2 separate regions of the Homo sapiens genome follow, and region 2 is linked to region 1. A link is an interaction called in ENCODE POLR2A ChIA-PET data of the cell type or tissue named here. Cell type or tissue: GM12878. All regions are shown on one strand.

Region 1 (5,000 bases):
ATTTTAAGTAGAGACAGGGTTTCACCATGTTGGCCAGGCTGATTTCAAACTCCTAACCTTAAGTGATCCGCCTGCTTTGGCGTCCCAAGGTCTTGGGATTACAGGTGTGAGTCACCGTACCCGGCCATGAACAAGTTTTAATTCTAATACCAACTCTCATCAGTTGGTAATGATTGGTTTAGAGCACTGTTTTGAGAACTCTGAGGCAATATCTATGTTCAGCAGAAAGGAGTAACTTGGTTGATTAGTATTGTGTGGCCCATGAGCATTGGATGGAAGAGTGGGGGCATACATATATTTGTCAGTCTCCCCAAATAAAAAGAATAGTAATGAATGGGGATATACTGCTACATTAACATTTAGACCTTTGATTCATTACTTCCTATGTGAAGATTATCTACAGTTGTTTTTCTGAACTCCCTTGAAACAGCTTATGATTTTCCAAATTGTTATTCGTCCTGACCTTCTCTGCCAAAGTGAATTTAATCATTCCTTTATTGTTGCTACAATAGCCCTTTATTACCTTAATTATAATACTTATTTTTTCTTTGTTAATCATTTACTTGTCTGATTCCACTGTGGATTATGAACTTCTTAAGGAAACGACAGTATTTTACTTACTTTTATATTCTTAATACCTAACGCGATACTTGGTACCTGTCACATGTGTTCAAAAGGTGAGATCATTTGTTATTTCCTTAATGACCTGGCTGTTGTCTTATATGAACAGTGAGGCATTTATGTTTGAAAATGAAATGACTGGGTCTAAGTCTTAGGGTGATAATCGTGTGAATCAAAAGAAAAAGGCAGATGTTTTTGGTAAGAACATACAAGTTAATGTTTTTGGGTTCCCTAGAGTGCAGAGAGATTTGGGGTTTGAGTCTCCATGGCTGAGAGAATGGTAGTACCATTAGAAAAATGAAGCTGGGGGAAGTGGATTTGGGTAGATGAGTTTGGTTTTGGAGATGTTAGGTTTTGATTGAAAATATTTATTTATTAACTAGTTTTAGATGGAGGACTGGAGATAAGGATTTCATAGTGGGCCAGTTGGATCACTTCTTCTATTATGTGCCCCATAGCAACCTACCTTATTATTATTGCTTGTTTAATGCCCATCCTTCCCCCAGTAGGACAGGGAACACATCTTGTTCAAAGCTGTATCCTCAGTTATAAACACAGTTGTTTCACATGCTAAGCACTTAGTAAATAATTGTTCAGTGAATTAATGTCTGCACTATTAGTTGATTTAAATGCATCCAATGTTGTCTTTAATTTATACTGCTACTTAGAATTATTAGTTTTAAAATTACCATGGTAATCAGTTTCCATAGAATCATTGGAACTTTAAACTTGTCGAGATCTTAGAAATCTTTGACAGGCCTCCCACTTGTACCTTGGAACTACTCAAAGTCATTACTGACCACACTTCAGATTTAGCCATGTATAATATTCACTGATATGTAGTTCCATAATTACTTATTCAAAGAAATATGCATATAGTGCATGTCTTTCAGGCTGCTAACAAGATAGAATGTTGGCTTGAATGGACTTGTGGAGGTTCTATAGCAGTCTTCTTCCTTGTCCTCTGTAGTACTTTGACCAGTGGCTGTGTGAAAGTCTCGCAAGGAGATGAAATTTTATTTATGCTTGCTGGCAACATTAGGTTTTTTTTTTTTTTTAATTGATTAACATGAGGTTCTGGATAAACTTGATTTTGTTTCCTCCTTCCTTGTCCATGTTAGCATGGTGAATCATGCTGGTTGCAGGTTTGCCACTATTTGATAGTGTAAATGTAAATAATAGACACACTCTTATGAGCTATTGGGCTTAGTTCAAACACTGTCTTCTATAAAACAAGTTTGGAAAAGGTGTATCTGCCTGAGACTACAATCAGAGGATATAATTTTAAAATTCACAAAGTTTCATTTTTAAGATGTGGACATTCATCATCAGATTAAGCTTCCAGTATTTATTTTATAGCTTCCTGAACAGAGATGATGCACTTTTGTTTAGAACACACAACAAATATTCCCTTAATTTGAATTAGTGTGTTTTTTTTTTTTAATTCTTGTTTGCTTTTCTTGTTTCAGTATCAAGATAAAGAGGAAGTTGTCTTATGGATGAATACTGTTGGGCCCTACCATAATCGTCAAGAAACATATAAGTACTTTTCACTTCCATTCTGTGTGGGGTCAAAAAAAAGTATCAGTCATTACCATGAAACTCTGGGAGAAGCACTTCAAGGGGTTGAATTGGAATTTAGTGGTCTGGATATTAAATTTAAAGGTAAGTAAACCTTAATAGTCCTTACAATGCAATTTGGATTGTAGACAAGGGTTTCATATTTTGGCACTATTGACACTGGTGTTGGATAATTCTTTGTTGTATGGAGCTGTTATGTACATGTTAGGATGTCTAGCAGAGTCCCTGGCCTGTACCCCCCAGATGCCAGTAGCACCTTCCAGTTGTGAAAACCAAAAAAGTCACCAGACATTGCTAATTGCTGTCAGTTGAGAACCACTACTTTAGACTCTAAAATGTGTTTTAGTCTGTAAATGAGGTGTATTGCATTTAGGAAAGTATATTAGTAATTAACAAAGATTTCCTTTGAATATTTATAAGATAATAAAATAGATAATTGTTAATAAAATTGTATTTCCTTAACATATTTCCTTCTGAAAAGTGTTGTCTAGTAAACCCCCTATTGATTAGACACATGTGGCCCGGGAAGACCTTCATGGATATTTAACAAAGTAATTTCTGGAGGTCTGAGGCTGTAATGGGATGCGTGGATACTTAAAATTCTTGTGTGACGCCTCAAATTCAAACTTGTACCATAGGCTTAACATGTATTATTTATCAGTGTTGTATTAATTTATCCTGTTAATACCTATAGGATATTTAAATTTTAAGTCAAAGACTTGTTAAATTTGGGGAAAATACTTCATCGTATCTAGTTATTATGCAGGTATCCATTTATCAGGTCCTTTGAGTGTGTTTATACTTTTCATTTTTCTCTGTGAAGTTTGTCAGAGAGTGTATTTCCTGCACAGGCATTTTTAGCATGGTGAACAGAAGCTTGAGTAATTGAATTTTTGCAGGATCTTTGATTAGGTGTCTTGGTTTTTGAATACATCATGGATCCTGTAAACAGGAGCTTTGGATTTTAATCCTCCTTTTTTTTTTTTTTGGTACTGTATTCATTTTAGTAAAATTGTTTACTGCAGTTTTGACTTCATTGTCTCCATGTGTAAGATGAATAGTAACTGACTTCTGGTATTTTTAGTACTAAAGATGTTATTATTTAGTACTTTGAGGAGAAGAATGTCAGTGAGATTTTAAAGATAATGTTACTTTAATTTCGATTTGTTAAATTTTATTCTTGTTTTTAAAATTGCTCAGTTATTGTTGAAAATAGGTATACCGTATCTATTTACATTCTCCCCCCTCCCCATCCCCCCGTTTATAGTCTTTGGGGCTTAATTATAAAATTAAGTTGTAAATTTAAACCACAGTGGCATGGCCTGTAATTTTATGAATCACTGTAAACATACCTTTGAGGCTTGTGTTTTAATTTAATTAGGTAATTTAAGTATTTAGTCACAAATAACAAGAAAACTTAAACTAGAAAATGTGATCTTTGAGATTTGGTACTATATGTAATCGTCTGCTTTCTCTTTTTCCGTATTTGGTGTGCATTTCTAGTTTATTAAAGAGGAACCAACAAGAGAGAATAGGCAGAACTCCTGAGTCCTACTTTGCTACTGTGTACAGATTTCATTAGTTTTTGAGATCCTCACCCATATTTACTAAAGAAGAGTACTTAATTCAGCAATCTTTTTTTTTTTTAATACTTTAAGATCTGGGGTACTTGTGCAGAACGTGCAGTTTTGATACATAGGAATACACATGCCATGGTGGTTTGCTGCACCCATCAACCCGTCACCTACGTTTGGTATTTCTCCTAATGCTATCCCTTCCCTAGCCCCCCACCCCCTGACAGGGCCGGGTGTGTGATGTTCCCTTCCCTGTGTCCATGTGTTCTCATTGTTCAATTCCCACTTACGAGTGAGAACATGAGGTGTTTGGTTTTCTGTTCTTGTGTTAGTTTGCTGAGAATGATGGTTTCCAGCTTCATCCATGTCCCTGCAAAGAATGTTAACTCATCCTTTTCTGTGGCTGCATAGTATTCCATGGTATATATGTGCCACATTTTCTTTATCCATTCTATCATTGATGGACATTTGGGTTGGTTCCAAGTCTTTGCTGTTGTGAATAGTGCCACAGTAAACATACATGTGTATGTATCTTTATAGTAGAATGATTTATAATTTTTGGGGTATATGCCCAGTAATGGGATTGCTGGGTCAAATGGTATTTCTAGTTCTAGATCCTTGAGGAATTGCCACACTGTCTTCCACAATGGTTGAACTAATTTACACTCCCACCAACAGTGTAAAAGCATTCCTGTTTCTCCCATCCTCTCCAGCATCTGTTGTTTCCTGATTTTTTAATGATCGCCATTCTAACTGGTATAAGGTAGTAGCTCATTGTAGTTTTGATTCGCATTTCTCTAGTGACCGGTGATGATGAGCTTTTTTTTGTATGTTCGTTGGCTGCATAAATGTCTTCTTTTGAGAAGCGTCTGTTCATATTCTTTGCCCACTTTTTGATGGGGTTGTTTGGTTTTTTCTTGTAAATTTGTTTAAGTTCTTTGTAGATTCTGGATATTAGCCCTTTGTCAGATGGATTGATTGCAAAAATTTTCTCCCATTCTGTAGGTTGCCTGTTCACTTTGATGGTAGTTTCTTTTGCTATGCAGAAGCTCTTTAGTTTAATTAGATCCTGTTTGTCTATTTTGGCTTTTATTGCCATTGCTTTTGGTGTTTTAGACATGAAGTCTGCCCATGCCTATGTCCTTAATGGTATTGCCTAGGTTTTCTTCTAGGATTTTTATGGTTTTAGGTCTTACGTTTAAGTCTTTAATCCATCTCGAGTTA
Region 2 (5,000 bases), 440 kb after region 1:
ATTTTCATCTTTTGCTCTTTTCTTTTTCTGTTTGTCATTTTGCTGCGACAGTGATTTAGAATAGGCAGATTTTGATTTGGAATACATGAGGGGAGGGAAGAAAATCAAAAGATGTACTGCTATTTGCTGGGAGAACATGTTATCATGTGATCCATTCTTACTCAGCTTCAGAAAATAATATAAATGGTTTAATTTTTCTCTAGGTCTACACAGCACCTGCCTCCATGATTAGAAGTTACACTCCCTGGATGTCCCCATCTTACTATATGGCACTAAAATTCATACAGTTCCACAACCCAGAAATCAAGACTCATCCTTGATTCCTCCATCCCTTACTCCCCACATTAATCCATAAGCAAGCCTGGTCAATTCCATCTCAAAACCAGATCTTGGGCCGGGCGAGGTGGCTCACACCTGTAATCCTAGCACTCTGCGAGGCTGAGGCAGGTGGATCACCTGAGGTCGGGAGTTTGAGACCAGCCTGACCAACATAGAGAAACCCCGCCACTACTAAAAACACAAAATTAGCCAGATATGGTGGTGCATGCCTGTAATCCCGGCTACTCAGGAGGCTGAGGCAGGAGAATCACTTGAACCCGGGAGGTGGAGGTTGCAGTCAGCCGAGATCACACCATTGCACTCCAGCCTGGGCAACAAAAGCAAAACTCCGTCTCGAAAAAATAAAAACAAAAACAAAACCAACAGATCTTGTATTTCCCTTCCTCTCTTCCTATCCACTGTCATCATCTTAGTCCAGGCCACCATCATTTCTAACATGAATGAAAACATCCTCCTAACTGGCATCCATGCTTCCACCTTGTCCACCACCCTCCTCTGAGTCCATCCTCCACACAGGAGCAAATGTTCTTCTTAAAATAAAACATATCACAAAGCTCCCCTGCTTAAAGCTCCTTGGTGGTTTCCCAAGTGTCCTACTCTGTTCTGGCTGCTGTAACAGAGTACCATAGACTTATTTCTCACAATTCTGAAGCCTAGGAAGTCTAAGATCAAGGCACTGGCGATTTGGTGTCTGGGGAGGGCCTACTTCCTGGTTCACAGGTGGCCATCTTCTCACTGTGTCCTCACATGACAAAATAGAGCCCTCTGGGGTCTCTTTTATAAGGGTACTAATTCCATTCATAAGGACTCTGCCCTTATGACCTAATCACCTCTTAAAAAGGCCCCACTTCCAAATGCCATCACACTGGAGAATAGGTTTCAATGTATCAATTTGAGTATGGGGAAGGGGGACATAAACATTCAGCCTATAGCAACAAGGCACTTAAAATAAAATTTAATCTCTTTACAAAGGCCTGCAAGAAACAGCGGTATCTGGTCTTGGGTCTTTTTCTTCAACTTCATCTCACACCACTCTCCCCATTGTACATATACTCCAACAAGCTGCCACAGATTCTCAGCTCCTCAAATATTCTTCCTATCCATCCTATCTCAGGCCTTTGCACCTGCTGTTCCCTACTTGAAATGTGCTTTCTTCCATTCTTCAAAAGGCTACATCCTTCTCATCTTTTAGGTCTCAGCTCAAATGCCACCACCTCAGAAGGGCCCTTCCCTATAAACCATCCCTTCCTCAAAAAAAAAAAAAAAAAAAAAATTCGCCACTTTATCCTTTTCTATTTCTTTTTTTGTAACACTTAATATCTCTGGCAATATTTTATTTATTTGCCCATTTATTTTCTATCTGTCTCTACCACCGGAATATAAGTTGCGTAAGGGTGAGAACTACATCTGTAATGTCCTTTACTACATCACCAGCATGTGGGATGCTGCCAGACTTGTAGCTAGCACCACATCTACGTTCTAAGCATTGGGAATATGGCAGTAAACCAAACAGACAAAAATCCCTCCCCTCACGGAGGTAACATTTTACTGATTATTTAGGTAATAAACAAAGTAAGTAAATTATAAAGTATATTCAAAGGCAACAATTGCTACAGAGAAAAATAAAGCAAAGACAGAAAGGCAGAATCAGAGTGTTGTAATTTTACATATTAAGTCAGGGAGCCCTCGACTTGAAAAGGTCTTATTGGAGTCAGTATCTTAAAGAGCTGAGGAAGCCAACAATCCAAGAAAACAAAAGTTAGTGACATGACCCTGAGTGTGCAATGTGCCTAACACATTTGGGGAACAGCAAGAAAATCAGTATGACCACAACAGAAAGCATTAGAGGGAAAGCTAGAAGATGAGGTCAGAGAAGTAACAAGGGGACAGAAACAGGCCCTGATAGAAACTGTAAAGGCTTTGGTTTTATTCTGAATCAGAGAGGAAGCTACTGGAGCATTGTGGGCAGAGAATTACCATGAGTCGAATTACTTCTATCACTTGGGCTGCTATGCTAAGAACAGAGTATTCAGGAGGGATTAAGAGTAAAGACAAAGACTACACAGTACAATTATCCAAGTAAGAGTTGATGGTGGTTTGGCTGAGACAATGAGGCATGGTCAGATTGAATATATTTTGAAGCTAGCACCTACAAGATATCCTGATATGCTTTCTCTGAAAGAAAGAGACATGTCAAGGATAACTCTAGAAGTTCTGACAGCATTGGAAAGAACTGAGTTGCTATTCACCGAGATATAAAAGATTGTTAAAGTAATAGGAAAGTTTATCAAAAGTTCCATTTTAGGCATGTAATATCTGAGATGTCTATTTGACATCCAAGAGGAAATGTGGACTGTGTGGCTGGATATAGAATACAGAGGGCTAGGTGGATGATGAAATTTGGGGAGTTATCGGTGTGTGTATATGTACATATGTACTTTCAAGTACTTGGAGCAGGATGAAATCACCAGGGGGAATAAACAAAAAGAGCAGTCCAAGGCCTGAGCCTCAAGATTCTATAACACATCCAACAGAAAGAGATTAAAAAGAACCAGCAAGTGAGACAGAAAAGAAATGACCAATAAGAGTTAAGGTAAATCAAGAATGTGGTATCCTCAAAGCAAAATGAAGAAAATGTTTACTGGATAAGGGATTGAACAACTCTGTCAAGTAAGAAGATGACTAACTAGACTTAATGTGAAGATCACTGGTACCATGGATTAGAACAGTTTCAGTGGAGTTTTAGAGGAGAAAGGCTGACAAGCTTGGATGTAAGGCAAAATGGGAAGAGAGGAAGTAGTGATGCAGTGCAGACAACTCTTTCAAGGAGTTTTAAGATAAAGGAGTTGTTTTGTTTTGTTTCAATTTATTTTTTGTTTTTTAAAGGTGGGAGGAATTACAGTATGACTGCACGCTTATTAAAATGATCTAGTAAAAATAAAAAAATTGATGATAAAGGATAGGAAAGAAATGCAGCAGTGAAGTCCTTCAGGTTAGAACGGACGGAATCTAGTGAACGAGCTGAAGAGGTGAACTTAGAAAGGAGCAAACATGATCCATCTATAGTAACTAGAGGGGAGGATAAATAAAGATGCTAGCAGGTGCGCAGATGTGACTGAGAGAGTTTGTGGAATGAAATGACGGCCTGCAGGCCAAATCTGGCCTGCTGCCTGTTTTTGTAAATTAAGTTTCACTGGAATACAGCCACACTCACTCATTTACATATTGCCTATGGCTTCTTTTGTGTTACAATAGTTGCACCAGAAACCATATGGCCCACAAAGCCTAAAATATTTACTATCTGGCCATTTACAGCAAAAGCTTGCCAACCTTGGTATAATGGAATAATCCAACTGCTACTCTCTGAGGGTCAGATGCGAGGCTCTGAGGAAAGAAGGTAGGCAAGGACATAGGAAACTACAGCATTTAATGAGACAATGACACAACAATAAATTCTACATCATTCCTAGTTCTGGAGCCCAAAATGAACGTTCTATGAGCAATCAATCATCACTTTAAGTCTGTTCCTTATCTTTAAAAACATTTTTTTTTAAATAGAGATGGGGTCTCACTATGTTGCCCTGGCTAGTCTTGAACTCCTGGGCTCAAGCGATCCTCCCAGCTCAGCTGCTCAATGTGCTGGGACTACAGGCATAAGCCAGCTCATTAAAAAGCCACATTAAAACGCCTTTAAATGTTTTTACATCTATTGCTACATTCGTTTCAAACTGGCTTTCTCACTAAGGAATAGGGTATGGCTTTGACTATTACTAAGAGATCTCTCAAAAAGGGAAAGGTAAGAAGAAATAAATAAATATATATAACATTTCTTCTTACCTTTCCCTTTTTGAGAAAGGTTATATATACATATTTATAAATCGGCATTCCAAGTTAATTGCTATTTTTAAAAAATCTTCAAGACAGATGAATAAAACAAAGGTTTTTGCCAAAATGAGTAATTTTACAGTATTTCATCACATTTAATTCACATTTTAGCATACAAAAATGAAATTATATGAAAAGAAATATACACATTTTTTCAAAGAAATCTCCATCTTAGTAGAAAGGGCCAAAATTTCTGCTTGGCTTTCCAAATGCCTCATACATAGATTTACCTAAAACAGTCACCTTATTTTCCACTACCTCATTTCCAAAGAACACATACTGTTACAGTGAAACCAATCTCCACTCCAACCTGGATCAGCCTATAATCATTTTTAACTCCATCCTTTTTTCAGTTATTCTCTGTGCCTATCAAAGCCACATTCATAAGCAGAAATACATTTAAAGTTGTATATTCTTCAGGAAATCTTCCTAAATGGGCCAACCTGCTCACTTCCTTCCCATCAAAATTCACTTAAAATACAACTGTGCATTCATTTATCTGTTTTTTCTGTTGTGTTTGCTGTATATTAATATGAATTCCTAACTAGAAGCACTTCCAAGACAAGGAATTCTTCTTGTTCTTACATTATTACTTAGATGCCAAGCACCACAGTCATTATTCTCAACACACGCTTATTAATCTGTGCACCAGAAATAAATAAAAATATGCTATATATCCACCATCCACTCAGTCTAGTACATATAATCTTGCCTATCCAGGCAGTTGCACATACTTGTACATAGTGGACACTCAAAAAAATGTTTGTAGGTTGAGT

Evidence for each region. ChIA-PET counts read pairs that join two places held together with the same protein. Peaks named below come from ENCODE experiments on the same cell type or tissue, not always from the same donor. Only the 100,000 strongest peaks of a DNase experiment are listed, where the experiment ranks them.
Region 2: POLR2A ChIA-PET joins it to region 1 with 6 read pairs; 2 of 35 experiments call an interaction of 5 or more read pairs at or near these places.

What each region holds. Positions count from the first base shown.
Region 1 is chr10:96,573,920-96,578,919 of GRCh38, reverse strand. It overlaps TM9SF3 (transmembrane 9 superfamily member 3), which reads left to right. Exons shown (of 15, transcript NM_020123.4): 2 at 2,091-2,286. Among named protein-coding and RNA genes, the nearest start is that of TM9SF3, 11 kb to the left of the region's middle. In GM12878, no CTCF peak of the experiment used is centred here; no DNase peak of the experiment used is centred here; H3K27ac peaks cover 433 bases.
Region 2 is chr10:96,135,550-96,140,549 of GRCh38, reverse strand. The region is part of intron 3 of ZNF518A (zinc finger protein 518A); the gene reads right to left. LOC124902486 (a long non-coding RNA gene) reads left to right here. Exons shown (of 2, transcript XR_007062254.1): 1 at 1-4,135; 2 at 4,196-5,000. Among named protein-coding and RNA genes, the nearest start is that of ZNF518A, 7.8 kb to the right of the region's middle. In GM12878, no CTCF peak of the experiment used is centred here; a DNase peak (open chromatin) is centred at 2,209; H3K27ac peaks cover 934 bases.